Linked DNA regions of Homo sapiens: all the other regions are linked to region 1. A link is a loop called in an ENCODE intact Hi-C map of the cell type or tissue named here. Cell type or tissue: GM12878. All regions are shown on one strand. Region 1 overlaps LINC01619 (long intergenic non-protein coding RNA 1619). Region 2 has its middle 97 kb from the start of LINC02404. Region 3 overlaps LOC105369905 (a long non-coding RNA gene). Region 4 has its middle 4.0 kb from the start of LINC02397. Region 5 has its middle 18 kb from the start of CLLU1. Region 6 has its middle 63 kb from the start of LINC02404.

Region 1 (5,000 bases):
TCTACTTGTTTACAGCTGAAGTGAGCCCCCAAGCAGTTATAGATTAAATTAGTTTGCATCAGGTAAATTGGTTTCCACCAAACTGAATGAAGGCACAGAAGCTGGTTGGGATTCTTCTGTTAAACATTGTCTAGTCTCGGAAAGCAAAAAATAATAATAATGAAAGGAGGCACTAACAAGGAAATGAAGTAAGTTTAATGCCTAAAAATAGCCATGCTTAGTAAATACTCATTTCTCATCCTCAGTGAGTCCCTTTGTAAACTGCAGTTAAAAATGAAGGCTTAAGATGTGCAATCCAGGAGCTGTCAGGCCTAACTTCTATCAAGTATCACTGCTTAGTTGATAGCTGGTTGAGCATAGAATTTTAGAATCAGACATATCTGGTTTTCATCTGGGTCTACTTCTACTCATCAAGGGATCTTATGAAAGTGAATTAACCTTTCTGAACCTGTTTCCTTTCTTAAAAAGAACTATTGTGATAATTAAATAAGAGAATGCATATAAAGGTTGTATACAAGTTTTGTCACTTAAGACATACTCAGTAAGTATTATTATTATTACTAAATCAGTATATTAATCAGGACTCAATTGATTGTAAGTAAAACCGATCTCAGTCAAACTGACCTAAACATAAAAGGAAAATTGTTGCCCCACATGATTGAAAACTTCAACGGCAAGTTAGATTCAGGCACATATGGACCTGGGCACTGAAATGAAGCCCCAGGTCTTGATGCTCACCCGAATCTTTTTCCCCACCTTCTTCCATCTTGTGCCTTTGTTTTGCTGTTTTGCCTTCATTCTTCTGCAGCCTTTTTTCAGAACAATTCTACACTTATATTTTCCCACCTGAGAAACCTTGGCCCTATCAAAAGCTCGCTCTCTATACCTCATTTATTGGATCATATGCCCTTCCATCTCTGACCAATCACTGTGGCAGAGAGATAGAGAGGAAGAGAGAGAGGGAGAACTCAAACTGACCAAGCTTGAGTCGTGTGCTCAACCTGGAGCTGGAGGGTGATGCCAGCCACACTAAACCCACAGAATTGAAAAAGGGAGAAGGGAGTGACCCGAAGAAGATAAGGGGGGCCTGTTACTCAAGAAAGAGAGCATGAATGCCAAGCAGATATACTTGCAGTCCAAAACTTAACTTTTGTTTTCTTAAAGATAGTTGCCAAGAAACAGATGAAATGCAAACTTCACCTTCAAACTGAGAGAACAAGGTCTGCAAAGATGGAACAACTTCTCCCTTCTAAGGTGAAAGAAATAGGAATATTGGATTCATAACCCCTTAAGATGTTGACTTGCCATAGGTATCACCAAAGGACGTTCCAAGAATAGAAATGTTCTTGATGTCAAGCTAAAGTTTACATGTAGCTGGCCCTTTTTGGTCACCACATATGGTTTGGGCACGTATTTATTTTGATTCATTTTGACTCTTTTAAATATGTTTTATCTGTATTTTATGTTGAAAATATATCTATCTAACTGCTTTCTTTTTATATGGCCCTAACCATGTCTCACTCAGAAATAGTGTCCCTTCATTCTAATGTGACTTCTTCCTAGTGTTTCACCATGCGGTGAATGAAGAGGGGTGCTGGAAATGTCCCCAGATGTTCTAACATACTTGCCAAAGCTGATTACAGCATTTTTGTTTAATTAAAACAAACTTACATGACATATTTCTTTTCATAAAGGTAGTTTTTGTTTAATTGTAGAAAAGTTAGAAGATACAAATAAGGGAAAACAAGGAGAAGAAGGGAGAGAGGGAGACATGAATGAAGAAAGAGAAGAAGAAAGGAGGGAGGGAGGAAGGGAAAGAGAAAAGAAGACTTGCAGAGAAAACTTATCATCCCCAGAGAAGCCATCATTAGCATCTAAATGTTCAGCTTTTCAAAGCCCCCACCCCTTTTTTTTAACTATATATGGTGGGGTTATTTTTACAAAAATGTGATCATAGTCTTTTTTTTATTTTTATTTATTTATTTTTTTTGAGGCACGGGGCTGGCTCTGTTTCTCAGACTGGAGTGCAGTGGCTTCCTGCAGCCTTGAACTTCTGGGCTCAAGCAATCCTCCCACTTCAGCCTCCAGAGTATGTGGGACTACAGGTGCATGCTGCCACCACACCTAGTTCTTTTTTTTTAGTAGAGACAGAGTCTGCCCAGGCTGTTATCAAACTCCTGGGCTCAAGTGATCCTCTCGCCTTGGCCAACCAAAGTGCTGGGATTACAGGTATGAACCATTGCACCTGGCTGAATCATACTTTTATAACTTGCTTGTTCCACTACTCCATATATCTAAATTATTAAATATTATTTCTACTAAATTCTTAATACTAGGAGTTCTTAACCTTTGAGTGATAGACAGGTTCCTGTTTAAATCTCTTTATATTACATGAAAATGTTGAGCATATGGAGATTTTTCTAGGGAGATGGTTCACAGCTTTTATTGAGCTCCCCAAGGGTGCCCACAATCAAAAATTTTTAAGGCCACTGTTTTACACCCTCATTTTAAATGGTAAAAATAGATATATCTGGAAGAGATATAAACAGACACATATCATGATTTTTTTAACCAAATTCTTGTTACACATTTAATTCCATCCCACTTTTGAACTATTATAAACAATATGCAGTGAACTTAGCTTTTAAAACTTTAACTACATAACTATTTCCCGTGATACTGGCAGAAATGACATTGCTGGGAATTTTTTCAGTGTGAAGTAACACAGATTGACAAATTGTCACAGCACTTAACAAGTGACTTTTTACACCATAGAACCCACCTTGTTCAGATACTACAGCTAGAACTGTATCATGAGAGAGCCACCCTCCTGCACATACTGCAGGAAGGAGCAACATTTCCTGCATTTGTTTGGTTTTGTTACCGACTTGCCGCCCTGCCTGCCACTTTGAGGCACAGTTGCAGCGCCTCTGTTTACATTTTTGGAGGACACGTGGACAAGCCCAGGCAAAGCCGAACAGCACACGGTACATCAATCACACAAGGAACATCTGCTGATTCCCTTGGGGGAAACAGAATGATTCCGAGAGTTGGGGCACTGCCAACGGGAAATTCACACAGATGAAAGCAACAGAATTCATGCTTGCAGTTTCAAGGGGGTGGAGGAAGGAGGAGAAAGAGAGTGGGTAAGCAGCAAGGTGAAATACAGGGTTCCCCCCCGAGTCTCACTTGTTACATATGAAAAGGTTTAAATCAGTGTTTTAAAATATCGGAACTGGAAGTTGTGAAAGCAAAACTATTCTTTGGTTTCAGATGTATTTTCATCTAGAGACCTTATTAAGGAATTTGCTAGAATAGTTTTAGTGACCCAAAAATAAATATTGATTGGTTCTGTATGTATTTATAAAAGTATACCTGGTCTGGGGGATCTGAGGCTACTGGATCATAAGAGAGTACAATGAAACCAGAGTGTGCTAACCTGCACATCTTGAAGGACTAACATCTTCCAGGTTTGCTGTTGTTTACGTGCTGCCTGTGAAAAGCAGAGTTTTGAGTGTTTTCAGCACCAAAGTCCCCTCAAAGCAAAAGAACAAAACCATCAAGATGTTATTGGTAATTCATAATCTGAAGCTGAGCATATAAGAATTTGTCTTTTTTAATTGTGGATACATTGAATTTGGGCTCCCAAATGGTGTTCTTATGATTTCAGTTTTTCTCTCAGAGAAAATACTGTACCAACAAGCCCTGTCAGAAGTCACCTCCAAATGCATGGAATACCAGGAATGACCCCTCCCTTCCTTCAGATCTGATATTTCCTTGGCAAGCACTTTTTCTCAGACTATCTTGCCATCGAATTTCTATACCGCCTCAAGATGACACTTTGTCTAGCAAAAAGTGATGCAAAGCTCTTTTGCAAAAGCCCCTCAAATTAATACACCTTACATATTTTCACTAATAAAACTTTCCTTGGAAGCCCCATATGTGTAATTATGCTTTCACAGATGTAAACAACTAAAACACAAGAAGATTAAATGATCTCTCTGAGATGACCTAGCAAATCATCCACCAAATGCATGATGTCTGACAACTTATGACATACAAATGCTTACACTGACAACTCGCCCTCATCCTTGTTTCTGTGCAGAAAAATAAGGGAAATCGTTTACTGGCCCAGAAGACCTCACGATGGCAAATTCAATCAGATCCTCATTAACCAGATCAAAATGAGGCCTGACAGAGTCTTCATTAGATCTACAAAATCCTGTTCGTTTTAGCTCTGAGTCTCCTGACTTGTCCGTGTCATCATAAATTGGTTGTTTTGAAGTCAGAGAGGACAAAGTGCTTGCAGATGATGGTCACCCTGCCTGACCTATAAGGACAAGGTTCTGTTAGAAAAAATGAAACAGTGCAGCAGTGGCAAGGCCTGGCCAAAGAAATAGGTTTGCTAACCGGCAAGAAACAGAGAAAAGAAAAACCCAGTTATTTAAAAATACTGACCAAAATACTAACAACTACAAAGACATTGTCCCAGTCCCATCACGGAAACCAATGTAAACTTCTCTTGTGAAGCTGAATTACAGGTCACTTAAGTTCTATTACATACATTTTACATTCCCAGTCAGAAAAATGGCATCCTCTATATCTGAAAAAATTCATCTAACCCCAGATGAAGTCTTCTTTTTTTTTTTATAATGGAATTAAATTCTGTCACTTTTTTTAGCAGTGGTGCCAGCGAGACCAGCCACTGAAATAAGCAGAGTTAATGGCCATTGAGTTAACGGACTTGAGAGGGGCCAAAAAGCCGGCTTGCCAATGTGCCCGTGGCTTCCACCATAAAGTCACTCCAATGAATGGGGCACTGCATTTCCAAAATTCTCCTGTCACAAATGCTAATGTTGACCTATCACAGTGCCCAGGCCATCACAGACACTCAATGTTTATTGAATGAATAAAAGAATGATTGTTGCCTGTGAATGATAATAAGTTTTGATTATATTGGTTAGATTCTATTCCAAAAATATGTAAGTATCTGGAACATA
Region 2 (5,000 bases), 260 kb before region 1:
TTATCCCTAAAGTAACGATGATAATACCTCCTTCTAGGATTAGAAAAAAATAATAAAGTTTTATACATAATAAGCACATAATAAAGTTATTGTAATGAATTTAGTTTCTAGAGGTTATTATTATACATTTAAAATAAGAATGTACTTAATGTGGATTCAGATGCCACAGAAAAATAAAATCTGAGTTCACATGTAGCTGAATGCTTGGGTCACTAGAAACACTAATCATAGAGCAAGGTTCCCCACTATTGCTAAAGCAGTGGATCATCAACCACATTACAAGTTAGAAGAAGGGCATTACCCTCCCCTGCTTGCTCTTCCTTAATGTCAAAAAACAATAAATACATAGAAGAGACTGACATCCATTATCCTCTGGCCAAAAGAATCAAGCCTTCCCTGCCTTTTCCTGCTTTTCTAGTTTCCTTCAAATTTCCCTCCAAACTGATCTTAAAATTGCAACCAACCCTGCTCTCTGGCTCTTATCGCTTCCAGTCTAATATGCAATTTACTTTTCCTTTTGGTATTTATTTTCTGTGTTCTCCTCACAAACATGTAAGTTCCACAAGAATACAGATTTTTATTCACTGATGTATTTCAAATACCTAAAACAGTGCCTAGTATTGAGTAATATTTATTGAATATAGAAATAAAGTTTTAGTATTGTTTTGCAAAGATTCTATTTTGAAAAAAAACAGCACAAAATAGTATTTTTGGGCTGAATTCATAAAAATTATTGAAGACATTTTAATTAATGATAAATTAGCAGTTTAAATACAGTAAACTAAAACAAAGCAAGCCTATCTTTTTCATTGTTTTGAGCTCTTGATTTTGTTTTTACCTAAAACTGCTTGTTTTAGTTGAATCATGCTCTGTTTTCCTTTGGTCGTTCAGCAGTGATGTTTTCTGCACACAGGTCTTCAAATAGCTATGAAGAACTTGGTTGTGTGTTTGACTATCTTTTTTCAATTAAATTTCCTCAAGAACACAGTCTTTCATACATGTCCTGCTCAGGGAATAAACTTGAAGTTCTGCAGCCTTTTTTTTTTTTTTTTTTGAGACAGGGTCTTACTCTTTTCCCCAGGGTGGAGTGCAGTGGCGTGATCTTGGCTCACTGCAGCCTCAAACTCCTGGGCTCAAGCAATCCTCCCATCTCAGCCTCCCAAGTAGCTGGGACTACAGTCATGTGCTGCCATGCCTGGCTAATTTTTTTTTTTTTTTTTTGTAGAGATGGAGGGGTCTCACTCTGCTGTGTAGGCTGGTCCCAAACTCCTGGGCTCAGGTGATCCTCCCACCTCAGCCCTCTAGTAGCTGGGACTGCTTGTGGGAGCCACCATGCCCAGCTAATTTTTGTATTTTTTGTAGAGATAGGGTTTCATCATGTTGCCCAGATTGGTCTTGAACTCCTGGGTTCAAACAATCCTCCCACCTCTGCCTCCCAAAGTGCTGGGATTACAGGTGTGAGTCACCATGCCCAGCCGAGTTCTATAACCTTGAGGACTGTAAATACCTATAATATTTGGCCTTCATCACACAATGGTGTATTTTAAAGAATGAAACATTTAGGGTCTCTGCATAGCTTCACAGCGATGACCTACACCAGGGTTTCTCAAAGTAATGTCCAGTAGTTCCCCTTATCCAGTAGCCTTGATTTTACTTTCCAAGACTTCAGTTACCTGTAATTAATCACGGTCCAAAAATATTAAATGGAAAATCCAGGAGTAAACAAGTCGTATGTTTTAAATTGCGTGCCATTCTAAGGAGCTGATAAAATCTCCCAACGTCCCCACTCCAACTTGCTCAGGACATGAATCATCCCTTGTCCAGGTATCCATCTTGTACTCACCACATGCCTATTAGTCACTAGTCACTGTCTTGGTGATCAGATTGACTGTTGAAGTATCTCAGTGCTTATGTTCAAGTAACTCTTATTTTACTTTTATTACAATAGATCAATTTTATTACTAGTTAATGCTGTTGATCTCTCACTGTGCCTAATTTATAAATTCAATTTTATCGTAGATAGGTAGGAAAAAAGTAGTATATATAGAATTTGGTACTATTCAAGGTTTCAGGCATCCGCTGGAGGTCTTGAAACATACCTTCTAAGGACAGGGGGAATAATGTATATGCAAATCACACGGGAATATTTTAAAATGTACTTTGTGAATAGGGAGAACTGGGGTGCAGCCCTACATACTGCATTTATAATCAGTTCCCACTTAATGCTGATGTTATTGTTTCAAAAAACACCTTTTGAGTAGCAAAAGCCCAGATGACAATTTCTTATTTGCATTAGCCTATTTCCTCCTCAGTTGAATTTCAATTTGATTTCTCAAAGGGCAAAAGGGGAAGAACTTATACACATATGTTTCATAGTTTAAAACCTAAGTCTGGTCACATTTTTACTCAATGATATTAAGTATAGATTTCAAGTTTGCATACAGTAGCATTTACTATAAAATAGGAGAATGTTACTTTTTAGGAATAATCTAAGGACAGGTGTAGATGTTATTTTTTAATGAGGTTCAAATTTAGCACTGTAATGAACCTCACTGAAAAAGTAAAGCAGGAAATGGCAGATTTGTTTTGATAGAAACCAAGAATTTTAAGTGTGTGTTGGCTTTACACTGTCTTTGAAACTGTGCTATGAAAACACAGGATCCAGGAAATGAGCCCAGCCAAGTGATTCCACTCTCTAAAGATGTCAAAGTCGGTTCTCTGCAATATCCAAATGTTCCTCTTTTGGAAGTGAAATGAGGAAAGGCCTATATAATTTCTAGCTGAGTAAACGAAGAGTGCTTTATTCTCTTATAAATCAGTTACAGTCCCTTAAATAAAAGCATGCTTCCTCCTGAAAGCAGCTGAAAGTTTCATCTCTTTAGAAGAGGCTTTGTTTTCTCTGAAAATGGGCAGGGGGACTAATTAAATTAATTTTTCTTTGTTCCTTTAAGAAAAATAAACTTAAAGAAACGGAGTATCTGGGTGTGTATGTGGAAGAAAGTGACTAGCTCTGATGACCAGGCACGTCACAGTTTCTTGTTTTGACTCAAGAATGATAAAACAGTAATGGCTTTGACCCATTGCCCTGCTGATGTGCTGATATGAGTTTGCCATTGGTCACTGGAAGATCAAGGTCTGCCTTTCTGCTGACCAAGCATTCTCCTAACTATTAGTCACTGTCTTCACTTAGAGCTCTCTTTCATGACTCAGTGCAGCTCTCACATTTGGGCTGGGCAAAACGGAAGTTCTTACTTAATTCAACCTGCTGCAATAAAAATTGAAACAAACACGTCGCATTCTCCTTTTTCTTAAAAATTTTGGTAACATCACTGTGACTAGAGCAGTTAGAGAAACTCTAAAGCAGAAAATAAGAAAATCATTGCTTAATGTGGGATTTCGATGTGGCAGAGTGAGAGTTTTTACGGCTATACTGACACAGAAGCATTTGCCTTTGAAAATGGGTAAACTGAGCTTAACATTTTCATGAGGCAAATTAGATGTAATATCTCAATATCTCATAATTTTCCTCTCAGAGAACATCTGTTTTCTGAAGGAAAGCTGGCAAACCGTGTTGCAATTAGAAGCTGAGACCATTTATAGTGAAGTGAACCTCAGATTACTGAGGTTGACACTCTAAAGCAGGGATTCTTTACCTAGGAATCATGCCTATATTATTACACTCTGAAATCATGTAGGACACTGGTGTAATTTACTAGGAGAGGGGACATTAATTTTCATCTTTGTCCAATGGTTCTGTGATTCTCCAAATAGGTGAATAACCATTTCACTAGTGTCTATCAGCATTTAAAACATTCATGACTTTGAGCTAAATATCCTGTTTCCAGGGATTAATCCTACACAAATATTTATCCTGGTGAACAAGATATTTTAAAATATTATGGCATGTTTATATTATGGAAAACTCTAGTAAGATTAAAAATAATAAAGCTCACTTGGGAAACTGTCTAAGATGTATTAACTTAAGAGTAATTTGTTCATCAGATAATCAATTAAGCATCAACAATGTCAGGCACTGTGTTTGCTACTAGGAATAAAAGTAAACAAATACTGACCTTTTTTATTTTTATGATACTTGAAGTCTACAAGAGATCAATATGTATTTATAATATGTAAATAAAAATATGGGTTAGTGATTGCTTGCAGGTGTTTATTTACATATACTTATCAAAACTCTGGAAGCATATATATCAAGAAGTAAGATTTTAAAATCTGAGACTTGAAAAGGAGATGAGGAGAGATTTTTAGTTTTTTCTTCTATTTTGTTTGATTTTATTAAATACAATATATTACTTTTGTAATACCTCAATGCTTATTTTAACCATTTATTAAAACTCTGGGCTGAGGTAGGGAAATGTACAACATTAAACTGAGTGTTGGCTCTGGTTGTTGCAGTCTTCACAGTAAAAAAACAACACATAAGTTTTGGGTTTTTTTTTTTTTTAATGAGTTTTTGACTGATCTTAAACAACCGGCTAAATTACGTTTTGTATTTAAGATAATTTTGTCCACTAGATCACTATTCTGTTCTTGTACACACAAACCCTCTGGTCTTCAAGAATGTGGCTGACATATCAGATAGTTTATGAATCCACAGTGTCATTTGGTGTGCAAAACACTGACCTTAACCCTTAAAGAATAATCAATTATTGGGGTTAAATCTGCAAGTGTTTTATTTAGTATCTAACCACCAACTATATGCCCTTGAAGAACTTTTCTGGTATTATTTTTTTACTCTCCAAAAGCTCAGGCCTTGATACTTGAGTATTATTTATGTCATATTTTACTTATGTAAGTCTTTGTGTGAAGGCCTCCAAAGATATCGTGCCTATTTTGTGATCTTGTTGTTTATAGACTCTTCTATGAAAGCAAAATATATGCATTTGGCTGAGTACATTTGGAGCCAAGGTAGGGGAGCTGGAATAGAAGAGTCCTTGAATGGTATTTGAGCATTATCTTTTTTAAAGAAAACATTTAAAAAG
Region 3 (5,000 bases), 540 kb after region 1:
CTGGGGGAGGGATAGCATTAGGAGAAATACCTAATGTAGAGGACACGTTGATGGGTGCAGCCAACCGCCATGGCATGTGTATACCTATGTAACAAACCTGCACGTTCTGCCCGTGTATCCTAGAACTTAAAATATTTTTTAAAAAATAGATAATATTGGTTACTATTTTACTGTTAAAGATCAAACCAGGAAGACTAACAGATAATTAGTAGGAATTATGAAAAATAAGTAACAAAACGGGAGGAAAGCAAATTGCTAATTTGAATGATAAAAGAGATTCTGTTCAATTGAAAGCCTTAAGATTTCAGATGGGAAGAGCCCACCAGTGGCTGTAAAATGACTTCTACCACGTGATCACGGCTCAAAGGAAAAAGCAGAAAGGAAAAGCAGATCATATCATCTGCAAAAGAATGAGAATCAAGCTGGCATTAAATTTCACATTAGCAATACTAAATGCTCAGGAAAAAGGAATAATGCCTTTAAAATTCTGAGGAAAACATATTTTTAAACTATATTCTCTATACCTAATTAAATTACTATACAGGTGTGAACATAGATCACATTTGCATGTACTGATTTTCACACATTCAAAGAATCAGAAAAGCTGCATCTCACATACAGTTTCTTAGGAATTGTGTTGAGTGTGTCTTTCAATAAAAGGCTGGAGTTCCACAAATGAGGAAAGCAGCCCAACAAAGAAGAGACAGTTGTATAGGAGGCCTAGACAACAAGTACAGACAAGAGTAACAGGATGAAGCACTCTTCCCTGAAGTAGCTTCAGAAGAAGGAAGTTTCTGGAAAAATTTTAACCAAATCTCTGATGCAATGGACAAAAAAGTTGGGCACGTAATAAAGGCAAATAGTACTTTTAAAAAGCCAGTTAGCAACTTCAGAAAAATTAAAAGCTGTACAAGACAGGAAATATAACAGCACACTTCTTGACACTGTGATAAACAATACTGTTTTGAGTCCCCGTGTAAACACTATTCATTGATTTACAAAGTTACAGACAAAGATGATGGAATTACAATTAGAGAGCAGAAGGCAAATCTTACTAATCTCAACATCATGTAGGAACAGCAAAAACGGAGGGAAGCAAATTGTTAATGTGAATGATAGAGGAGAGTTTGTATAGCTGAAATACAAGATTTCAGATCAGAAGAGCTCGCCAGTGGCTGTAAGAAGACTTCCATCTAGGATCATGACTTCAAGAAAAAAGCAGAAAGGAAAAGCAGGTTATCTGCCAAAGAATGAGGATCAAGCTGGCATTAAATTTCACATCAGCAATACTAGATGCTCAAGAAAAAGGAAGAATGCCTTTTTATTGGGAGATGGAAGTGGAAGAAAAGGACTGAAAAGATGAGGACTCACAATAAATTGCTTACTGTTAAAGGAACAAATGTTTTCCTTACATAACCAATAAAGGTCTAAAATAGAAATATGACTAACGGGAGATATTGAGTGACTTAAGTTACATTCTCATCTGTCAGTGTAGGAAAACAAATATCATATATAAAACTAATAACTCAAGAGTTATCAATGTAAGCATATTATTCAGAGATAGAGAGGTTACTAACCAAAAAATGCTATAAAAATTAAAAGTTACATGTGTGGAGAGACATTGAGGATAAGAGGAGTGGGACAGGAATGATTACTCTTCAGCTGGAGTGCTTTTGTCTTTTGTTATTGTTGTTATATGGAATTTTCTCTTTTTGATAAAATTTTTAAATGGTTAATATAAAAACTCAAGTATACAAATGTTACTAAGACATGTGCAATCCACTATTAGACACAGTTGATCAAATTTATGTAAAACTTAAGCGACAAAGTATTCTTCTACAATATATTTAATGCTGAACATGATTTCAGGACAGGGAGATGCTCACTTTATTTTGATAAACAGCCATTAATTCTCTAATGTTCAAACCCAACAAGATGTAGAGTGTTCTCCAGTATCGCCTTCCATTTGGAGACATCTGTGCTCATTGATCTACAAAGGGCAGGGAATGCCTGATTATTTTATTATGTCATTTGCTACTACAGGAATTATTCATGATCATTTACCAGCAAGCTGAGAACACGTGGGGCTGATATCTTGATTCAGAACACCAAGCCTAAAAGGGATACAAGTACTTAGTAAATTTAGAAGCCGATTCCACTCTACCACCAGCACCCCCTTCATCTTACCTTTAAACACATGCATTTATCACCATCTACCTTTAAACACATGCATTTATCACCAGAAACTGTATGTGCATTTTGCAAAGAATGTCCTTTTGTGCAGCAGAGAACAAAGGGATTTTTCTGCAAAACGATACTGAAACCTGATCACTGATGCATACTCTCTTGCCAGCATCTTGCCTATTGAATATCATCCCAGCCTATTATTCCCATATTGTTCTCTTTGGAAAACAAAAAGATGAGGAGTCCATTTAAAGTGCTCAAACAGCACCCTCTGCTGGTTGAGTTTAAGCTGAAGATTTGATGTGTAGCAGGGCTTAGTGACACATGGCAGAAAGAAGAAAAGAAAGCAAGGGAAAAACTGTAGACCAGGATGCATAAGGCAAACATAAATAGAACTCCATCAGTAATTTTGGTTACATATAAGGAAACGGATATTTTAGGCATCATAGCACATATATAGTGCAAAGACACTGTATTAATTCCTAATAGAATACTCCGTTCTTACAAAAAGAATATATTGAGCGACTTTGCATATTACCTTCAAGTTCTTTACTTTACAAAATAATTCACAAATTCCCCCAGTGAGTTCCTCTAGTGCTCTGAATATGTGGCATGACTTACACTCTATCTTTGGGTAACATATTAACTGTGCAAAACTAACTGCAAACTGTTTCTTAGGTCACAGACCAGGGCTCTTCATGATACCAGAGATACCTGCACTTACGTGACGTGTTTTTAAGTGTTTAGGAAACATTCAAAATTAATTTTTAATGTCTTGCTAATATGTAAGAAACAAGGGTTTGGAGATGGCAAGATTAATTTCTCCAACAAAGAAAAAAATGAGTAGCATATGTTCTCCAGGGCAGGGGATCTGGAGATCTGTTTTGCTTAATATAGTATAAATTCTTAATATATTGAGTAGCAATTAAAAACAAGTGCAGTCTTACATTTTAGAAGAGTGGAGCTAGGATTTTTTTATATCTTTGACTAAAAATCAATTAGATATTCAGCTCTCCCTGCTTGCCCAGGGAGTGGAGTTCACTTCCCATTCTCACTAAGCGTTGGTAGCAGAGAAAACAGTCAACAGATTTTAGACAGTTACATAGTGAGACACCCTACGGGCCTTTATTCTGTTTCCTCCAAAGTAAGAGCAGGGGAAATTTAAATGTCCACAGTCACCAAGCCATAAAGTACATGAACGGCACACACTGAGTTTGAGGAAAAGCACGTGATCCTCTTGGTCTATCTTTAATTTTTGGTGGAGACAACAATATCAAGAAACAATTATCCACTATAAGAAAAGCAACAGTGCAAATATGATGATAAACGATAACTGAAGCCTTGCTTTGATGTTAGGGAGAAAATTAGGAGTAGGAAGACTGATGAAATGGAGAGTGTGTGCCTCACTTAAACTGGCCAGATACCGCCAGATGCGGTAGCTCATGTCTGTAATCCCAGCAATTTGGGAGGCTGAGGTGGGCGGATCACTTGAGGTCAGGAGATCAAGACTATCTTGGCTAACACGGTGAAACCTCATCTCTACTAAAAATACAAAAAATTAGCTGGGCGTGGTGGCATATGCCTGTAGTCTCAGCTACTCAAGAGGCTGAGGCAGGAGAATCGCTTGAACCCGAGAGGCAGAGGTTGCAGTGAGCCGAGATCACGCCACTGTACTCCAGCCTGGCAACAGAGTGAGACTCCGTCGCAAAACCAAAACAAACAACCAAAAAAACTGGCCAGATACTTAGCACTTGTCATTGCAGCCATGAAGCCCACAGGGACCAGGGTTGCCACATCATTTGATGATTCAAGAGGAGCTTGAAATCAGAATATTTACTCTTTGGGGCTCAAATCTTCACAAAAGAGTCTGTGAGCCAAAACAGAAAAATATTTACAAACTAAATTTATCCCATGGGCCAGCAGTGTCCAACTACCACAGACTCAAAGTTCTTTCCTTCTGCCTCAGGGCCTTTGTACATGCTCATCATTCTTCCAGTAATTTTCTTCTCTCATTCCCCCTGCCTTCCTCCTAGTTAACTACACTCATCCCTCTGATATTGACTCAATTGCCACTGCCTCCAGGAAGTCTTTTCTGATCGCTAGATTAGGTTAGGCCTCCTTGTGATATGATCTCCCACTTTTCTGCATCTTTTCATCATAGCACATAGCACAGTTTGTAATTATATGTTTATTTGTATAATTTGAATTTTTTTCTCCTCCACCATGAGGTCAGAGGCCATGTCTCTGTTGTTCAGCAGCACATTGCCTATAATAAAGGAGGTATTGGTAAATAATTGCTAAATGAATGGTTAATAACTTTAAAGTAGCTCTTCATAGTCATAGCTGGAGCTATTCGTCTGTGATTAATATCACAGGAACCCTTAGATTTGGGCATGAAGGTGGGAAGGTCTGGGTTTGAATCTTAAACAGCCTACTTACTGTCTGAGTAAGTTGCTGACCCTCCCAGAATTTGTCTCCTCATCTAAAAAAAATGGACCTCAGATTTGTGCTGAGGACATACCTAAATACTTTTACAGTACTAACACCTAGTAGTTGTTCAATAAATGCTAATTATTATTATTATCATTACCTTTAATATTAATAGTCTACTCACATTGACTTGCCCACATCCCATCTGGTCCCAGTGGTGAGAGTTTGACAGATCTGAAATAATAGTCCCATTTCCATGCTTTTGACCTCAGAAGAGCATTCTCCCAACTAATAACTAGACACAAATATCTGGACTCTACTCTGTATTCAGGAAATCAGGCCTGGAAGAGGTCTTATAATCCAGTGTTTTAATCATAGAATTTTAT
Region 4 (5,000 bases), 430 kb after region 1:
GCTCTATCAGAGCTGCTACCACATCTGTGTTGGATGTCATGTATAACCAGCGGCTAGTTCCATGCCTGGTACATCATTGCTTAATATCTTTTTGTTGAATGAATGAATGAATGGATGAATGACAAAAATTCCTAATCAAATTTTCTGTTGCTACCTTTTATACTTACAACTTAATATTACATCCTTATACTCTAAACTCATACATACTTCTATAAATAGGAGAAACTTTACCTACAGAAATAGCACACTAAGATTGTAAGCAGGAGAAAGATAACTGAAGTTTTTCGAATTTAGAATCTATTCTGGTCACTTTCTAATGAGTTCCAGAATCTATGTTCCCATATCTTTGGGAAGCAAATAATTGACTGTTAATAGCTTTTCAAATATGTCATCAGAATGGCAGATGAGGCCTGAAATTCTCAATGGATTGACAAAAAGCCCCTGTCCTCTTGGTAGAATGAAATATAGTACTTGTAACACTTCCTTACTTCCCCCAAATTACTTATTCTTTAAGTTACAGAAAAGGAATTCCACAAACTACAATGAAAACTCAAAGGAAGTAATTACTTTAGGTAATATACAAGTTAATACTATGTCTTTTGTTTGGTTTTTCTTCAGACAGAAAATAACCCAAACTTTTTTTTTAATTCATTCTTGAATTTTAGAAACCATTGTTAAAGTATTAATCATTTCTGAGCCATCCGTAGATTGAGTTTATTCATCCTTTCTTTAAGTTCCTCTCAACAAACTTAGCCATGTTTTATGATGTATAAAACATGCTAAAATATTTTTAATCTAAACCAAAATGGATTTTGGTCAGGTATGCTGACCCTGAGCAGTCAGTATATGACAGGGAGACCAAAACAACCCAACCAGTTCTGATTTTACACAAGTTCCTTGCCTTCTCCTTTAACATATATCGGAATTGCTACCTTAGATGGTTCAGTGTTATGGGAAGTTGACAGACAGAAAATGCAGTATTATATTAGGTCAAAGGTTGACAAACTTTTCCTGTAAAGTGAATATTTCAGACTTTGTGAGACATGTACTCGCTGTCACAATGACACAACTAAGCCATCTTAGAGGGAAAGCAATCACAGACGATATATAGGTGAATATGCATAAGCAGGTGCCTTACTTCAGGCTGCTGTCACAAAGTACCATAGACTGGGTGGCTTACAAACATATTTCTCACTGTTCTGGAAGCTGAGGAGTCCTAGGTCAGAGTGTCTCTCTTCTCAGTTACAGACTGCTGTCTTCTTGTATCCTCACATGGCAAGAAGAGGACAAGAGAGCTCTCTGGAGTCCCTTTCATGAGGACATTAATCCCATTCATGAGGGCTAAAACCTCATACCCTAATCACCTCCCAAAGGCTCTACCACCTAATAAGATCACACTGGGTGCTAAAATTTCAACATATGAATTTTGGGAAGAACACAAACATTCAGTCCACTGCAGTGTGCTATAATAAAACTTGATTTACAAAAGTACACTGTAGGCCAGACATGGCTTGCAGACCATAGTCCGACAACCTTTGAATTAGGTGATCACTACAACATGTAAATGAATATGCATTGTGTCTTAGTTCAGGCTGCTATAACAAAGTACCATAGACATGGTGGTTTACAAATATGTTTCTCACAGTTCTGGAAACTAGGGAGTCCTAAGTCAGAGAGTCCCTCTTCCCAGATATAGACTATTGTCTTTTTCTTGTATCCTCACATGGCAAAAAGAGGATAAGAGCACGATACCTAGATGTATTTGTGATGGGGAGTCAGCCATTTTAACATTTATTAAACACCCACTAAACTCCAAGGTTTCCAGACAGTGTCATAAATAAGCTTCACAACTGATCTGTATTCAGTAGATGTGAAAATTGAAACTGCCTGGTTATTAATCTGTGTGGCCAGGCCATGAACCCATTCTCTTCCGTCAGGTTCAGCCCTTAAGCACACATGCCACAGAGTCAAAAACAACCTAGGTTTGAATCTTGCTCAGCTATTTACTGATGGTGTGCTGTATGGAAAATTACTAGACCTCTGTGTATCTCAGAATCTTCCCCTATCTCATGGAGTGGCTAGGAGGATTAAGAAATAAACCACAAATAGCACTCGCTTAGAACAGTGCTCTCTGCTCAACGCATGTGGCTAGCTTTGACCACAATTCTGCAGACACTTCAGGTTCCAGAGAGTTCTTTCAGAAGTTCCACAAATGTTTGATTTAAATGCTGCTAAAAAATATTTTTCACTACTTAAAATACCTTAATAAAAAGAAACATATATTCATGCAATGTATACCAAATTGAACACATATTCTCATTCTATATGTTAACTTGTGTTGTCAGTTAACTTTTACACAGACATTGAAGCAAAGCTTTTCCTGTTCTTCCTGTTTATTTAAAAATTTTGCAGAGAATTCAAGGTAAGCTGATAAAAATAATTCTTACCATTGTAACCACTTAGCTGTGTGAATCAGAATTGTCTTGACACTGTGCAGCTGAAGTAAAAACAATCTAAAATTGGAGGCTGAGGTGGACATAAGATTCTCATCTCTAATATTGTGTTAATCAGAAAAACTTTATTATTCCCATTGATTGGCTTTACAATAAGTAAATGTTATAAATCGGTTTTAAAGCCTTTATATGAAAATGACTCACTTTTTCTGTTTTATATATTTAAGGTTTCATGTAAATTTTCATTTGGAGCTAAAAAAGACATTTTTCAGCAGAAACATTTAACTAGTACTTAACTAGTCAAGATCTGCCTCTTTAGATTGGGGCTTTTTTTAGATCAAGACTTGATTCTTACGTATCTTTTTTAAAAATTAGACTCTGATAATTAGGTCAAGACAAAGAGTTACCCAAGCAGAGTTCTTCATTCTCCTTTACTCTCCTACCCACATCATTATGTCCTAGTGGCCTTAATAGATATTTTCTCCTTAGATCTTTATAATAATCCTCTGAGTTTGCCAGGCAGGTGATATTAGTCTCATAAATGAAGAAGGTGAATGAGACTCAAAGAATATAAATGACTCCCAAGGGCATATGACTAAACAAGTGGTAGGGTCAAGACTCAAATCAGAAGGCTTCTGACTACTAATCGAGAGTTTTTCCCACCCGTTTTGATGTCAAAGATGGCTGAGATTTTGGGGAGGGGCTTTGGGAGTTCAGAGGTGACCCTTTAGCCACTGCTGAAGCTGATAGAGATGCAAGATCAGTAAACATATCTTATTCTTTGTTTGTTTTTCCATAGGTTGGCTAGGCTTTCTAGTGATTAAAAAAAGCAATGTAGACACTTGTAAAGTGTTTTAATTTATTGTCCTGGACTCTGTCTCACTTGTTGCAAGAGTCATTTGACATGACGCCTTGCTAAGAAATCCACACGTAGGTCTCAAATTCAGTCCTGGTTGATTTCCTAGGGTCTATGCTCCATGAGGGCAGGGACAGTACTAGATATTTGTGTCCACAAACATCTAGAGGCATCCAATTCTTATCTGTTCATAAATATATGATAGAATCAACCATCATTCTATACATTTTTCTTTAGATCTTTTTTCCTTTTGCTACCATTGCTTTTTGGACCATTATTGCAGGCATATCATAAACTTCCTTGGTAACTCTTGGCATTTTGGTCCTGCCTCCCTCAGATTTTTTTCTGCATAATCTCAAAGCATCCAGCAATGCTTCTCCAGCGCCTCTCAGAACAAGGCCCAGATTATCCTCCTGGGATTCAAGTTTCTTCATGATATGGGCATGCCTTATGAATACACCTTCGCTCTGGTCTCATCACCGTCCCTGCAGTCCTCTCTCTATATGGGACATGCTCATTGCTGCTTTGTGTCTCTGCCGTTGCTTGTCTGTTTGCCAGCTTTCATTTCTCTACACAGATCCAAATTGTACCCATGATTTCCTACCTAATTCAACTCTAATTTTCTATGATCCCTGCCCCAGTAATTTTAGCCCATAAGAATTTTTATAGCACAAATTTTGTACTTAATGACACTTGTATTATTTCATGGGTTAGTTAGTGCAATCTCTATGAGGCTGTAGGCAATCAAGTAAGATATTTAAATTGTACCCACATTGTCCTACCTTCCCACACTGTAGACACCTACTAAATTGGAGTAATGTGTAATAAAATAATTTATAGATTTAAGTAATTGAAATCATCCCAAGGCACAGAGAGAACAAACAAACATATTCCTGAGACATGTCTAATTCATGTGCCATGGTTATCTTGAGATAATTTTCCACTGTACTTTTAATAAAAGAGACACCTAAATTATTTCATAGTTTGCTTTTGTTTTTCCTCCTTGAGCATTGCCATGGTTATTGATATTTATTAAATCAAATCTGCCACTGAAGCATATATAACCACTCAAGAATGAATTACAGCAAATATTTAACTGCCTGCCTGCCTTTGAATTGGTTAATCAGAATGAGTGATGCATTAGCTGGTTCAACTCCTTTCACCTGGAAAGATGGCTATCGATTCCCTTTATTGTGATTTAAAAGATTTGAGGAAAGTCTAAAAGCATTTCAAAAGATTTCAATAAGTAAGACATAATTCTGCTTTTCATAACCACTAAATGAAAAAAAAAACTAAATACAAAAAAGATTCTTCGAGTAAAATTCTGTCATTCTCCACTTTTTATTGTGTTAAAAAAATCAACTATAATATGAGTGAAAGTCAAGTTCTGCTGGTATGTATGAAATGAGAAGAGAGGTGCTGTAGGTTATTAATAACAGGGGATGTTTTGTACCTGTTCTGGAAGATGAATATGCATTTTTGTGTTGGAGCCAGTCCATAAGTCAAATTCCTTTAAAACAGGCAGAGGCCAGCCTTGTTCTGGCTGCAGCCTGCACGGCCAGAAAAACAGAGGAAGAAGCGCCTTCCACCAGCATGAAATGTTATCCACTTTGATATGTAAACATTCTTCCTTCACCTGAAGTTGATGTCAGGGTAACTAAAACACAAGAACTTGGTTGACTGAGCAGAAG
Region 5 (5,000 bases), 370 kb after region 1:
AAACAGCCCAGGGAGATATGATTTCAATTCTCAGCTCCATCACGCAACAGCTACTGGACCCTACATGGAGTATTGCTCCTTCAGTCTTCATGGTAATGGTGGTGATGGTGGTGGCGGTGGTGATGGTGATGGTGGTGGTAGTGGTGGTGGTGTGCAGGTAGAATGTTTATACTTCACAGGGTTGTTGAGAGGAATGAAGAAAATAAAGTTAGCCAAGTGGCAAACCTAGCGCCTGGCACAGAGTCAGAATCAGCCCTCAGCACATTTAAGTCTTCTCTCCTCCAATTTCTTTTGCTTTTCTCCTTAATATGGGTTGTGAGGGTACATCCTCATCCTGACAGTCTCTCCTTGAAAAATATTATATCAAGTGTGACAATATTGGAAGATTTTCTTCCATCTCATTTAAAGGGCCCACAGATATTCAAAAGAAGAGTCCCTACATCATTAAAAAAAAAATACTCAGACTCATAGCTCAGAGTAGCAACACACATATCAATTTCTGATCTGATCAGGAAAAAGGGATATTTTAAGTCAGTGTAATCAAACCACATGAAACCAATTTTCCATGTGTTTCCCAGTGTTTGCCCTTTCCATCAAAGTTTTTTCATCTGTGTGGTAACTATCAATGTACCCAGTTGTCTCGGGTTGGGGTTTATGCCTGAGCAATGGACTGCCTTATGTTCAGTGGTAAGAAACACAAATGCATAGCCACTTTGGGAAAGTAACCTGCAAAAGCAAATTGCCCTTGCTTGGGCTGGGACTCACCAACAATGTATGGGAACAAAGATTGGTATTAGGAGACCCTTTTTGGGTAAGCTGTGCCAGACAGACAGGCTTACCAGATTGCAAAGGAGATACCAGATCAATCTCCTGGCAGAGCAGAGAAGGTGAAGTGCATGTGAGATGATGGAACAAGTCTAGGTTTGGCAATCCAGACATGCGGATTTAAATGCCAGCTCCTCTCTTGTTAGCTGTGTTACCTAAGGCAAATTTCTCAACCTCTTGAACTTAATCTATAAATATGGAAATAACATTGTCTACCTTATACTATTGTTTGAGAAATTAATGGAACTATATATCTAAGTCATGTAAAGTACCAAAGAATGTACATGATTGTAAGAGGAGCCCAGTGAATGTTAGCTCCCTTCTAGCATTTCAGGAAGAGATGGCACTTGGGTGTATTGCTGCGGTGGGAAATTAGAAGGGTCTTGCTGTCCTCTGTCTAGCAACACCTGAGATTGGGTGCCTGAGAGGGAGGGAGGACTAACAGATCCAGTTTTTGATTTCTTAAAAGGTGGTATCATTGTTATCCCTCTCCCTTCTATTCTCCTCCTTATTTTTCCACTACCTCTTTTTCTTCTCCTCACCTCTCCCCCTCCTTCTTCTTCATGTTCTTGTTTTTCTTCTTCTTCCTCCTTCTCTTCCTCTTCTTCTTTTTCCCCTTCCTCTTCTTCAAATTTGATTTAAAGGTAGAATTGATTCCTTTCAACTGAAATACGTGGCTTATTTACAGCTATTAATGATATAATAAACCCAGAAAATAATTAATGATTGCTTGCAAATTGAATTGGATTATACTAAACTGTTGGTTCCTCTGCAATACAGTAGCTTTACTTGGTCTTTATGAGCAAACTGTCATATGCTAGGCTTTCTTCACAGTTTGAAGATCTCTTTTGGTATAATTTAAATTCAGTTTATGAACTCTGGGCACCACCTCCTACAAAGCAAAGGAGAATGTATCCTTGGTTGTTTTTAACTTAAGGCAAGTTCATATGGGAATTACAGAGATGAAATATGACTACCAAAGTCCTCTCAGTGACAGGGGACATGAAAGCAGCAGTTAACCATACAGGAGAGGCTTGGCAGAAGTTAGGGGAGGAGTTTTCACATTTCCTTATATTAAATTTTGTGCCAGAACCAACCATTTAGGTGACCTAGAAGTGTGCAACTAAAAATTGATACTTGTTTTTTTGTCATAAAACAATATACCCCACTGCAACAAATTCAAACAATATACTCTATTATTATTTCTTTATTTATTTCTTCTGCTGACATAAATTGTTTGGGGGCAAGCTGAGAGAGTTTTCTTCAACAGAATTTTAGTCAAAACTACATTACACCTGCTACCAAGCAAAGCACTCTCAGGCTGCAGTTTCCCTAGCTGTCATGGATAGAAACAAGGTTATCACAGTGGAAACTATGCCCTTATTCAAGAGTAATTCACTTTATAGCAGCCAAGTCTCTAACTGCAGTCCAAGGATAAAGAAATCAAGAGCAGTGATCAGATGACATCCAAGGCTTGAAGCAGCTTAAAGATCTTCCAGCAAAGTCAGACTTTCTTGGGTGACTTCTCTCAAAGTCTTGGGGATTAGCTTCCAATGTGTTTCTATGAAAGGGAAATGTTGAGAAATAAAATAAAGTGGTGAAAGGTTAGGATTAAAGAGGATTTTGTTCAATGTTGAGCCCTGTGAAAATATCACATGTTCAGATGAATTTGAAAAAGTCCAGTAGACTCTTAGATAAAAAAGAAGTATGTGTAGATAGAGGTGGCTGGTCAAATGGAAGCATTAATACTGCTGAGATAGATGGTGACTGATTAAATGGAAGCAGCCACACATCCATTCATTTCTCTGAAAATTAGCAGCTGTTGGCTGATAGACACCTTTCCTTCACATGCTCTTGCTGAAGTGATAAGAAGTGAAAAGAGCTTGAGGCAGGACTATTTTGAGTTCCAGGCGATCTGTGTTGCTATGAGATCTGAGATTAGTGGTTAAGTTGGTGCCGGATGTCATCCAGCAGCTGATCATGAAACCTCTAAAAGTTAAGTTCATTTCTCAGAAATCATCTGAGCATGTGGGCTGTTCAAGAAGGTGATTGAATTGCTGTTTCTTGGGATTTCCCCACCCTCAGTCCAAGTGAACTAAAGGGATTAATGGCCTTGATCCTGTAAGCATTTTTTTTACGCACCATGTTAAAATGTAACATGTTCTGTCCTTTTGTTCGAGGAGCCACTAATTCAATTGTTGCCCAAAACTTTATGCTGATTACTTTGTAATTATACCAAAATACCATTTTAGCTTCTTATTAACCACTGAGTTAAAAGACATTTATAGAAGCATGAGATGTCAAAGTCAGGTGAATTAGTGAAAAGTAGGCACAAAAAGTTATGGGATTCATGTAGCCTGAAATTTACATCTGTGTAAACCTTTGGCAGTTTGGCAGCTAAGTCTGCAGCCTCTGAGGGTGGTAAATGGCAGGAACTATGCCCATGTGTGAATGGTAATTTGCATTCTATAGTTAGGAGTGCCTATTTAACTGCCCCTGGCACTATGTAATTTTCTGTGCCTCAGCTTACTCTTCAGTAACATGTGGTAGTTAGTAATATAGTACCTATGCCACAGCATGTTCCTCACATGTAGTATGTGCTCAATTAATATTAACTATTAGTATTGCTACTATCGTTGTTGCTATTACTACAGAAAAGGCCCATGCATCCATCTCAAATGACTCATACCAAAGACTGACTTTAGTAAAGAAGACCAGGAAGGTTAAGGATTAGCCTTCAGAGTCAGGCTTTCATAGTCACAAAGATAGTGATTGGGGGAGTAGTGATAATGGAGGAGCTATTAAGAAGGAACACCATTCTTGATCTGAAGAGACAGTACTTAGAACAAGTATTTCAAAAAAAGAATGCTACCGTTTCCTAGGTTGGTACACTGAGGCTTCTGGGGCTGGAATCTGCTTATTTATGAGATAGATTATGAGAATCATAGGTTTGTAAGGAGCCTTCAGGGTCACCTAGTTCAGCCACTGCTAGGTGAGTTTTCTTCAATAAGAATTTTAAACCTGCCTAAAGTGTTATCTGTGGTATCCACCCGCTTCTTCTGCCTTATCTTTGGTCTCCTTTCTTGTCCTTCTCAACCCCACACAATGTGTCAGCACACACAGTGAAACTCCCTGTCCAAAAGGAGAAAAGGCTAAAGGAATTCACATTGAAACAGTTGTGCTAGGCTTCATCCCAAGAATGTGTGCTGGTGTATGTGTGTGTGTGTGTTTTTAATAACTTTTCAAAAATAGAAAAAAATTTCCTAAATATCAGCTTAGTAATTTTCCCTGACACTAGTCATTTATAATGCCAGGGAAAAGACATTTACACTAACAAATGAGTCTTGATCACTCTCCTTGTGTTCTAGGAAACTGTATTAGCCACGGTTAAGTAGTAGGAGGGCTTTGAGAATGCAGTAACTTCCATTTAGATTGAAAATACAAGATCAAATAGAATATACTAAAAGTGTATAGGCATAAGTATAACAACCTTCTCTTGGGAATATAAAACCTTATAGCAATGCAAGAAATTTGGCTTAACAATTACATTTATATAAAATTTTAAAACTTTTTGTAGAAAGTAAGATTGATATATAGTAACTGGGTGAAGTGGTGAGTGAAAAAGCTAATGTGATCCTAGTGTGTCCGGAATGGGTGGGTTCTTGGTCTCACTGACTTCAAGAATGAAGCTGCGGACCCTCACGGTGAGTGTTACAGTTCTTAAAGGCAGCGTGTCCGGAGTTTGTTCCTTCTGGTGTTCCGATGTGTTCGGAGTATCTTCCTTCTGGTGGGTTCGTGGTCTCGCCAGCTCAGGAGTGAAGCTGGGGACCTTCGCGGTGAGTGTTACAGCTCTTAAGGCAGCGCGTCTGGAGTTGTTCGTTCCTCCCAGTGGGTTCGTGGTCTCGCTGGCTTCAAGAGTGAAGCTGCAGACCTTCGCGGTGAGTGTTACAGCTCATAAAGGCAGTGTGGACCCAAAGAGTGAGCAGCAGCAAGATTTATTGCAAAGAGCAAAAGAACAAAGCTTCCACAGTGTGGAAGGGGACCAGAGCGGGTTGCCACTGCTGGCTCCCGCAGCCTGCTTTTATTCTCTTATCTGCCCCCACCCACATCCTGCTGATTGGTAGAGCCAAGTGGTCTGTTTTGACAGGGCGCGATTGGTACCTTTACAATCCCTG
Region 6 (5,000 bases), 220 kb before region 1:
CAGATGGTAGCGAGGTTGTGGAGAGAAAGGAACACTTTGACACTGTTGGTGGGAGTGTAAATTAGTTCAACCATTGTGGAAGACAATGTGACTATTCCTCAAGACATATGGGCAGAAATACCATTTGACCCAGCAATCCCATTACTGGTTATATACCCAAAGGAATATAAATCTATTATAAAGACACATGCACACAGATATTCATTGCAGCACTATTCACAATAGCAAAGACATGGAATCAACCTAAATGCCCATAAATGATAGACTGGATTTAAAAAAATGTGGTATGTATACACCATGGAACACTATGCAGCCATAAACAGGAACAAGATCATGTCGTTTTCAGGGACATAGTTGGAGCTGGATGCCATTATCCTTAACAAACTAAAGCAGGAACAAAAAATAAAATACTGCATGTTCTCACTTGTAAGTGGGAGCTGAATGATGAAAACACATGGACACATGGAGGGTAACACACTCTGGGGCCTGTCAGAGGGTAGTGGGTGGGAGGATGGAGAGCATCCAGAAGAATAGCAAATGGATGCTGGGCTTAATACCTTGGTGATGGGATAATCTATGCAGCAAACTACCATGGCACATGTTTACCTTGTAACAAACCTGCACATCCTGCACACGTACCCCTGAACTTAAAAGTTGAAAAAAAATCTTAAAAAAGTAGAAACTCTTTTGTGCCTTGCTGTTTCACTACCCTGGGACTAAAGAAAGTGAAACTGTAGGCTTCTGTGATCCGACTTGCCTCTAGGACAGTGGTTCTTGACCTGAGCACCATAACAGTCCAACTTGGAGATGTGCAGAAAGTAAAACCATACAGCTGAGTAGGGGAGAGCCCAAGCTAAGAAGGCAAACCCCAATTTTATCTCGTAATGGCTGTTTTCCTTTGAGCAAATTTCCTGGGCTTTGGGTGAAAAATGAAAATAATAACAATGCTTCTCTCATAGCACTATTGTAACAATTAAATGAGATCATAAACACAAAGCACCTAACTCAGCCAATATAACTCCCACTGTTAATTTGTACTCAAAATCAGTAAAGAACCCAGGTTGCAAATATGTGTGTGTGCACTCATATATAATTGATTTATTTTAGACACATTATCCCTATGGCAGCATGACTGTTACTTTTCTGCTATGGTCCAAATAACTACTTCATAATTCATTTATTTTGTCAACTTTAATTTTTTTCAAAGTGGACCACTTTTCTCTAAGCTTGTCATCTACAAATTATGGGTGCTTTTAAGACAGATTACACATGTTTTTTTCTATTCTTAGCTCCTCTTGTCATCTGCACTCCAATGTGTAGTAGAATAGATTGTCTATTGTAGGCTTTCTGTAAAATATTTTCAAATGAATAAATAGCTACAAATTTAAATTTTGAAAAAAATGTAATGAAAATTTTTTATCAAAAGATAAAATGTGTTCATTTGTCTCCAAATATTTTAAGTTGAGCATACCTTAACTGAAATATCTATGTCACATTTTCCTTCTTAGGGAGCAATTGATGAGAGAGTTTCTATTTCATAAAATTGTTTAACAGTCAGGAGGATGCTGAAGGACTGACAGCTCACTTATTATGATTTCCTATTTTTTAAAATAGGAAACTAAAATCCAAATTGACCTAGAGAGTTGGCTTACCAAAGACTCAAGTCATGTTCATCAGGTTTCTGTACCAGGCTGCATTTAATCAAAATCTCTTGCTAGCTACAGAGCTACAGCCAAGATCATGGTTAATCTAACAGCTTCTAATGGATTTAAGAGTATTTGTGTTTATTGAGAAAGAAGTACATTAGCATTCACTCCATCATACCCTCTCAAAATCTCTTCCCCTCCTTTCAAAAGTACACACACACACACACACACACTTTTTACACGCTCAGCTAAGAGCCGCTTGTAAAATCCATCTGGCCACCAGGGGGCCACCAAGAGAATGAAAAACCAGAACAAACTCCTGCCTAAGAGATCCCCCTTATTTTGTCAAGAAAACAATTGTGTGGATTACTAGAATATAAAAAATATTGTCTTCCAGAAACTGGAATCTTTGTTTAAATGACAGCACTATAGCTGCTTAATGTCATTCTGCCGGTAAAATATAGTGTAGCCCACGAATTTAGATTCAATACATTTTCATTCACTAACTGAATTCAAATCGTCATTTTCTTTCAACAGTAACTGGATATTCTACAATTTTAAGAAATTACTATTCATTTTTATTAGATAAATTGTACTGGGGATAGTTTTTTTAAAGTTCTTAGCTTTTAGAAATATATTTTAACTATTTATTTATTCATAGGTTTGTGGCCTAGGAGCAATAAGCTATACCATATAGTCTAGGTGTGTAGTAGATAGACCATGTAGGTTTGTGTAAGTACAATCTGTGTTGTTCACCCAATGATGAAATCACCTAACAACACATTTCTCGGAACATATCCTTGTCATTAACATATCACCTTATGACTGCATTATAAGAATTTGGGGACATTAAAAATTATATAGAAATGAATGTATGTACACATAGCTACACTTATTTCCCCCAAGGTAGAATATTGTCGTGTTGGACCACTGCTGAAATAAGTGCTTTACATGCAAACTACAGGCAGATTCCTTCTTTCCTCCAAGTGCATCTGTGCCTTAAGGACTTCGAGTAGTGACTGTCAAACAGTATCCTGCCTCAGGGGATATCTGGCAATGTTTGGCAACATATTTGGTTGCTACAACTTGGAAGGAGGGTGCTGTTGGCATCTAGTGGGTAGAGGCCAGGGGTACTGCTAAACAATGTGCAGCACAACCTCCAAACACAGAATTATCCTGCTCAAATTATCAGTAGTACCAAGGTTGAGGAAGCCTGTCTTAGAGTCACATTATCTTAGATCTGGAAGGAGCCTTAGTTCCATACAATACCTTCATACTTGAGATCAGAAGGCAAGAAAGGTTTCTTTTTTTTTTTTCTCAATAAGTATAGAGTCCAACATTTCTGATACTGAATTAGGCCTGAGTCCCTGAAAATCCTGTTAAAAATAGCTCAAGGTAAATGTGTTTTCGTCAGATTTATATTTTGTGGTATATAGTGCTCTCAACTGAGAAGATTCCAAACTCAAAGATACCAGTGTGGTTAATTTTGGCCTCTCCCTTGTACAAAGTAAGTGCTCAGGAAAGTTGTTGAATCAAATCCAGGTAGTACTCACTACAATAAGAAACTTGATTTTTTTCCTCCAACAATTTGGATCAAAATTCATTGTCCGAATTTGATATGTTGAAAGAGATTGTTTTGGGGGGAAGATTTATGAATGTTCATGGTCATCTTTAAACATGGGAAATCAATTTAAAGATCCATTTTCAGCACTTTTAAGTTGTCTTCTCCCAGTATCATTCAAATCACATGGAGTCTCCATAGAGTTATAGAGTGGGATGGAGATAGCAAGGCTAACCTACATTAGGTAATGTTAAAGAAATAAACATATCTAAACATACCAACATGATAACATAACAAGGACATATAATTTCAATATATTAGTGATTTATATAGGCACTTCAAATGGTCTTGAAATAGAAAATCAAGCCCAAAACATCCCCAGTAGATGTATGGATCTGAGCATAGAAGTTCTAACAACTATCCACATCACAAAAACAGAGGTGACCGGCCATTACATGCCCCTTGTTGGAGGAACACATCACTTCCTTTGTATTTCTCCCCATCTCCCCAAAAAGAACTGGAACATTATCAAGCTATGTAACTACCGATTTACAAGAAACCCAGACTACAGGACGTTCTGTGGATCAAATGACCTATGTTCTACAACTAACAAATTGCAAAAAAGTTTGCAAAGAAATGAAGATGAGGAAGGATGTTTAGATGAAAGAGACTTAAATGACACATTAATCAAAAGCAGAGCCAGGCATGTAGCTCAAGCTTGTAATCCCAGTGACTCAGAAGGCTGAGGTGGGAGGATCACTTGAGGCCATGAGTTGGAGACCAGCTTGGGCAACATAGCAAGAACCGCCCCCCACATACTCTAAAATAAATAAATGAAAGCAGGCAAAACTAATCTTTAATGTTTAAAGGTGCACATTTGGGTGATAAAACTGTAAAGAAATGAAAGAAAATGATTAAAGTACAAAATAATAATGTCTTTTATGAAGGAAAAAGAGTGCCTTGATTGAGATAGGATACCTGAAGGATCGCTTGGTTCACAATCAAAAGTCTCTCTCTTCATCAGAGAGATATAGATGTTTAATAATTCACTAAGCTCACACTTTTTTTGCAGTTTCCTGTATATTTTATAATAAATGATACTCTAAATTTTACAATAAATATTTTATTAAAATTATATTTTATTATAAATAACTGTTTTACAAAAGCAAATGACTTCTGGTCTAACATTTACTCACATATCCCAGGTGATCTCACAGACTTGAGGGAATCACATACAAAAGTTCTACACAGTGCCCGCAGTGCCACAGAGTGGGCATTGCCCACCAATATTGGCATGATATAAGCAGAGTTTGAGTTAAATGTTCTTAAACCATACTTTTAACACAAACTTTTTCCTCATATTTGCAGTCTCTTAGTACTTTAACTGACACCAGCTGGGAAAAAAAATGACTTTCTAATATAAAAGGTAGTAGGTGTTCCCATAATTGTAGTGCTTAATTACTATTTCTACAACAGTTTACTACTATTGAAAACTCATATCTCTAATCCATCATGTATAATGATAAGTACGCATGTTTAGCAAAATTACATTAGCATTTCATTAAATATACAGAGTAAAATGGGTGACATTTCAAAAGCCCTAATGACTTGTCGTTTGCTGAAATTGTTGAAGCCAGCAACCCTGATCGCTTTGCTCATTTGTAGCCCAGTCTCGACTATCCATGGGTAGATTATCCATAGGAGACATTACATCAAAATTCACATTAACAGTCATCCTTTTGGTCTACAGATGTGAGTCCAGAAGGACACTTTAGAAAACATTTGTTCCGGTG

The links. A loop is a pair of places that touch in the nucleus more often than their neighbours do. Peaks named below come from ENCODE experiments on the same cell type or tissue, not always from the same donor. Only the 100,000 strongest peaks of a DNase experiment are listed, where the experiment ranks them.
Region 2: a loop joins it to region 1, with 5 times the contacts of the local background. A loop is called at or near these places in 2 of 110 quality-filtered maps.
Region 3: a loop joins it to region 1, with 2.7 times the contacts of the local background. A loop is called at or near these places in 4 of 110 quality-filtered maps.
Region 4: it touches region 1 in a loop (2.7-fold over the local background); 2 of 110 quality-filtered maps call a loop at or near these places.
Region 5: a loop joins it to region 1, with 3 times the contacts of the local background. A loop is called at or near these places in 7 of 110 quality-filtered maps.
Region 6: it touches region 1 in a loop (2.9-fold over the local background); 7 of 110 quality-filtered maps call a loop at or near these places.

What each region holds. Positions count from the first base shown.
Region 1 is chr12:92,032,106-92,037,105 of GRCh38, forward strand. All of the region lies in intron 1 of LINC01619 (long intergenic non-protein coding RNA 1619), which reads right to left. Among named protein-coding and RNA genes, the nearest start is that of LINC01619, 110 kb to the right of the region's middle. RefSeq lists enhancers at 2,868-3,162, 2,886-3,195. In GM12878, no CTCF peak of the experiment used is centred here; a DNase peak (open chromatin) is centred at 3,036; H3K4me3 peaks cover 1,233 bases; H3K27ac peaks cover 2,553 bases.
Region 2 is chr12:91,775,984-91,780,983 of GRCh38, forward strand. No RefSeq gene overlaps it. Among named protein-coding and RNA genes, the nearest start is that of LINC02404, 97 kb to the right of the region's middle. RefSeq lists an enhancer at 2,341-3,540. In GM12878, no CTCF peak of the experiment used is centred here; DNase peaks (open chromatin) are centred at 2,268, 2,748 and 3,098; H3K4me3 peaks cover 1,078 bases; H3K27ac peaks cover 1,128 bases.
Region 3 is chr12:92,568,096-92,573,095 of GRCh38, forward strand. All of the region lies in intron 1 of LOC105369905 (a long non-coding RNA gene), which reads left to right. Among named protein-coding and RNA genes, the nearest start is that of LINC02397, 100 kb to the left of the region's middle. RefSeq lists an enhancer at 2,427-2,556. In GM12878, CTCF peaks have their summits at 2,194 and 2,466 (motif pointing left); a DNase peak (open chromatin) is centred at 2,376; H3K27ac peaks cover 2,318 bases.
Region 4 is chr12:92,460,214-92,465,213 of GRCh38, forward strand. No RefSeq gene overlaps it. Among named protein-coding and RNA genes, the nearest start is that of LINC02397, 4.0 kb to the right of the region's middle. In GM12878, no CTCF peak of the experiment used is centred here; a DNase peak (open chromatin) is centred at 2,008; H3K4me3 peaks cover 1,618 bases; H3K27ac peaks cover 4,577 bases.
Region 5 is chr12:92,401,210-92,406,209 of GRCh38, forward strand. No RefSeq gene overlaps it. Among named protein-coding and RNA genes, the nearest start is that of CLLU1, 18 kb to the right of the region's middle. RefSeq lists cis regulatory regions at 2,469-3,002, 3,633-4,082 and an enhancer at 2,791-3,040. In GM12878, no CTCF peak of the experiment used is centred here; a DNase peak (open chromatin) is centred at 2,772; H3K27ac peaks cover 3,567 bases.
Region 6 is chr12:91,809,969-91,814,968 of GRCh38, forward strand. No RefSeq gene overlaps it. Among named protein-coding and RNA genes, the nearest start is that of LINC02404, 63 kb to the right of the region's middle. In GM12878, a CTCF peak has its summit at 1,933 (motif pointing right); a DNase peak (open chromatin) is centred at 1,903.